Linked DNA regions of Homo sapiens: region 1 is linked to region 2. A link is a loop called in an ENCODE intact Hi-C map of the cell type or tissue named here. Cell type or tissue: Caco-2. All regions are shown on one strand.

What was found. Hi-C counts contacts between places; a loop is a spot of excess contacts. Peaks named below come from ENCODE experiments on the same cell type or tissue, not always from the same donor. Only the 100,000 strongest peaks of a DNase experiment are listed, where the experiment ranks them.
Region 1: a loop joins it to region 2, with 23 times the contacts of the local background. A loop is called at or near these places in 9 of 110 quality-filtered maps.

What each region holds. Positions count from the first base shown.
Region 1 is chr11:131,063,505-131,066,004 of GRCh38, reverse strand. No RefSeq gene overlaps it. Among named protein-coding and RNA genes, the nearest start is that of SNX19, 150 kb to the right of the region's middle. In Caco-2, a CTCF peak has its summit at 1,431 (motif pointing left); a DNase peak (open chromatin) is centred at 1,434.
Region 2 is chr11:131,391,175-131,393,674 of GRCh38, reverse strand. The region is part of intron 1 of NTM (neurotrimin); the gene reads right to left. Among named protein-coding and RNA genes, the nearest start is that of NTM, 22 kb to the right of the region's middle. In Caco-2, no CTCF peak of the experiment used is centred here; a DNase peak (open chromatin) is centred at 983.

The DNA.
Region 1 (2,500 bases), 330 kb after region 2:
AACAGTCCTGGCAGAAACATGCTCTGGGACTGCAGCGACACAAAGGAGGAGATAACATGGACCTGTGGGGATAGGGCTCGGCTCAAGCTGAGGGGTGAAGTAAACAGGGCCCATTCAGGCAAGGAGGGAGAGAAAGTCCCTTCCGGGGCTGCAGCCACATGGCAACGTGACCTGAGGGAGCTGCAGCGACCAGGTGGGGTGGGCGCAGCCTCCAGAGATGAGGGTCCTGCCAGGGACAGCATGCTCTCAGGAAAGGTCTGCTAAGGCTTGTGAGGGGTCTTTGACGGCTTTAAACAGGTGAAGAACTTGAGCCTATGGTGTACTGGGTAGATGAGCTTGGCCATGGTGTGGATGGAATATGAGTTTCAGGACTGGACAGAGGAAGATAAGTGGAGCCCCTTGCCACGCTATAGGCAGGAATGGGAGGGTTTGGTTTAAACAGCAGCGCTGGAAACAGAAAGCATGACAGGAAGAGAGCTGGGAGGGAGTGAAATCCATCAAACATGAAGGTAAAGATGGAGGGAGAGAGAGAGGGAGGACTTGAGGATCTGCGGTTTCTACTCTGGACAAGATGAGGTACAGCAGGAGAACAAGTTTGGGGCTAAGACTTGGGGTCCAGTTTTGCACACACTGAGTTGGAACTGCCTGTGTACAATTAGGTGAAGATGTCCAGTAAGCAATGGTATATATGGGTTTGAAGCTTGGGTATAATGTCTGTGTTGGAAATACAGACTTGGGAGCAGCAGATATGTTGATGCGGCCGTTTATGTAATAGCTACTTCCTTCTAAATGCTGTGACCACACCTGTCCTGGTACATTTTGTTGCTGGAGGGAGAGGTAGCAAGCAGCAGGTCAGCATGCTGAGAGTTAGGTACAGAAGCTGCCTAGATTTTGAAACTAGAAGGAAAAGTCCAGAAAATGCAAAGGAAGGTAAAACCTACCATTCAGAACAGCTTCCAAATCAAATCCCTCCCTCGGCCCTTCAATAAAGAGGAAATAGAGAACAAAGAATGGCAAACAGAGAGTTTTTAAATAAATCATAATTAGTAACACACATATGGGCTCCGTGTGGGTGAGCAGTTAGACAGCTAATTATACTGAAGCAGCAAGCTCATGAAGCCAGAGAGTCTCACCCCAAATGTGGGGCTTCCAGCTACTGCCGAGATGCCTGGAGGGACCAGCGCTGCCAGTGGAGCTCATCCAGACCTGCGATAGTTGATCAAGGTGGAGAGAGAGAGAGAGAGAGAATAACGTGAATCCACATACTGAAAATTTTTAAGCACCTGCAAGAGCAATTGGGCTTCTGGGCTAACTGTAGGAGAAATGGATTCTCTTAATCAAGTACCACCCTTTAAAATTGCTGCCCTCCAGCTAATGGCTTCACCAGCTACCCCAGGACCCTTGGGGCTGGATTTGTGCATAACACGGGCTCCATCTAGCGATCGACGCTGGAAGCACTTGTGGTGTCTCGCCCTGTGGCTCTTGGGGGTTCTGTCCCAGTGATACAAGACTGGAATGTTCCGGCATGGGAAAGCCTGTGTGTGGTTAGAGGACTGATTCTTCCTCTAACAGTGTGCTGAACTACAGGTAGAAAACGAATATTCATTAACAGAAGAATTGTAGAAATAGGCCAGGCATAGGAAACCGTTGTGAATTTTCTTGTTTCTCTTCTGCAATTTATTTTGCACGGTGCTTTTTGTCTTCCACAGCCTCGGGCTCTGTTCAGGATTAGCAGCTTCAATTGTGGTTTTTCTATCCTTTTTAGTCCCTTTCTCTCACATACATGAAGAACAAAGGCTTCTTCAAAACTGCCAATATCAACTTGGAAACATCAGTGATCAAGAAACCCTGGAAGAGGCAAGAGAGTGGCAGTGAGGCCCAAGTTCCCTCCAGAAGCCTTGCTTGCCCCTGCAGTCTTTCGCTGTTGCACCTTCTTTGTTTTCTTCCTCTGCAGTTCACTTTATACACACACACACACACACACACACACCGCTCCTAACCAAGGACACGCTGGGAAATAAGTGTAGACAAGGGCCAAGAAAAAAAGATTACAGGGCTAATGTGGTCAATGCTTGGGTGGGAGGAAGAAATTGAGGGCATACCTTTTTATTGTTTGTGAAGAAAGGAATTCGGGCCGAGTGCTGAGGACAAAGGGCCACGGTAAGAGGAAATAGAGAGCAAAGAGCATTTCTCTGCAGAGAAAGCAGCAATTTGGAGTGTTGTGAGGTCTTGAGAAGAAGGGGACTGTTGGCAGGTCTCGGGGCTGGCAGCTATCCAGCAAAGCCTTGAGGCAACCTCATCCCATAGATGATCACTCTAAAGCACAGAACAAGTTGGTTGTGAATCCTGCTGATGGTAGACCCCCCACTGCAACATCCACTATGAAATCAGAGGAGGGAATGAAACAGGAAAAGAAGAGCTGAGAGGAATCTCTTTCCCTCCCAGGCACATTGGATGGCAAAAGCTCACAGATACAAGGTATCCCTGTCGTGCCTGCCTC
Region 2 (2,500 bases):
CAAAGGTAGGTCTTTGCGCTGTTGGGAAGAAGTACAGGCCCTCCCTCTCTGTTCACCCTGGGAGGTGGTGGTGGGGGCAGTAGGAGGAGGGCACGGGGCCAGGAAAGAAGCACCCAGGATGGGCACAGGGAAGGATGGGCGGTTGCTGCTGCCCTGCACTAATGGAATGGGCGTGATCTCCCTTTTGCTTCGTGTGGCTTCTGCAAGTCATCTTTATCCAGGCCTAGGTGGCAATCCTGGTGGGACCCTCCTCCCCTTACCTGCCATCTGTCCATTCCTCCATCACTTCCCATTTGTGGTTTAGGATTAGTAAATTCCAAGTCTCTCTACTACTATGTCAAGAAGAGCACAATTTGACATGAAGGAGCCCATGTGTGGGGAGGTGGGTGAGATCACACAGGCCCATGGGGCTTTCTTTTGGCAAGGACTGGCATCCCAGTCTGGGGATCCACTTCAGAGTTTTGGGAAGGACAATTGAGAGCAGGGTCCGTGAGGTCCCTGGGCTCAGGGAGATGGGCTAACAGGTGGCTGCAGCAGCAGTCTGCTTACGAGAGGGCGTTCCAGACAGAGAGAGCCCGTCTGAATAAGCCCAGCATGTGATTATTAATCCCTGACGGCAGGGGAGTGGTGTGGAAAGTAGGGTAGAAGGGAGATGAGGATGCCCTAGGCCTTCCCTCATCCACAGGAACTCTCTGGAGTGTGTGGGCACAATACACTTAACCCTTCACTTACCTCTACATTAAAGCAGGTGAAGCCCAATCCACCCCATATTGCCCTGCAGGGAGTTACCTGGGATATCAGAGATGCACAGGCACTCCAGGGAAAAGCCAGTCAAAAATAATAGACCTTGGTTCTCTTAATCAAATTCTGATCTCAAGAGAAAGCAACCTTCCAGACTTTCAGAGCAGGCTGAGGCTTGGGAGGAGGAGTGCATGTAGATTCTGCCACTGGGTGGAGCTTCTTCATTAAAGGAACAGGCAACAGGCGTCCAGACTGGGGAGAGCAGGGAAAGTGCTTCCTCTCCTCAGGCAGGTGCCCATCAACTCCTCCTGCCCTCTCTTCAACCTGCTCCAGGAGGCGAAGCTTATAAAACACATCCTTCTCAAGGCGAGGCTTTATTGAATTTGCTCTTCTCTCTCCCCTACCCTCACCCATGAGCCAGGGAGGTCTGTGCAGGTCTGAAATGATAGACAGCTAAGGCCTATGAAGCCCAACCCCATCCCTTCAGGGGCTCTGTGGTTGCACAGAGGACTCCCATCCCTTCAGGGGCTCTATGGTTGCACACAGGACTCCCATCCCTTCAGGGGCTCTGTGGTTGCACACAGGACTCCCATCCCTTCAGGGGCTCTGTGGTTGCACACAGGACTACCATCCCTTCAGGGGCTCTGTGGTTGCACACAGGACTCCCATCCCTTCAGGGGCTCTGTGGTTGCACACAGGACTCCCATCCCTGGGATGATATCACCGCGGCAGCAGAGTCAATGCGTATTGAAACACTGTAATATAGTATGACTTTTTGCTTTAATGGAATTTTCCTAGACCACTAGGAAAAAAGACTCCATTAACCAAACTACAAAGGCCTCTACTTATTAGTATTTTAGAGCAGTGGCAAAACATTTCTTGAATCTAATTATCGCTGACAAATATGAAAATTGAAATCAAAGTTAAATTTTCAGCTACAGTGCCTCATATGCCAGCCTTCTCTGACTTCAACTATTGCATCAACACATTTATTCTTCCAATAGTTTCAGCAGAAGATTGGTTATTTTCCCTCTCCCTTAATACAGCCTTCTTTCCTCCTCCACTCCCCGCTACTCCCTCCCTGGCTTGGACCCTATATATTTTGAAGCATTAAATCTGACATATTCATCTTGGTGGCTGGCACTAGGTAACTAACTTTATGTTTACCTGTCACGGGTGTAGAAATGAGCCGCACAGGGTGCTGGGAGCCTGTTTCTGTCTCCCGACCCTCTCCTCCCGCACCCAATCCTAGCCTTCTTCTTTTCTTTTCTTTTTTTTTTTTTTTTTTTCCCAGATAAAAGTCATTTGACTGATTTCAAATTCCTGGTGATATCAGGACAGAAAAAAAAAAAAAAAAAGACTTGTCAACACCTTTCTTTCTTTTCCCCTATTAAACATACTGTAAAAATCAATCCCTTTTGTCACTTCGCTCTGCTTGCGAGAATGTTTAATGGATGTCAAGGGAGCTAATGATCGCTGGTAGAAAATTCATTTTAGATTTGCTATTTATAAAGTACTCAGTACTCAGGTGGGAAATTAACATGAGGCAAGGAGTGGGGCGGGGAGGGCCAAGCTTGGCAGTGGAGAGCTGGGGCCCTGCCAGGCTGGTAGTTGCTTTGTGTAGGTGGCACCCAAAGCATGTGGGGACAGAGAAGTATGTGGCGGAGAGGCTGCGTGAGAATGAATAAGGGTACAGACTCAGGAAACATAGAGACCTGGGCAAGTTGGCCTTTCTGAACTCAAATATTCTCAGCACTAA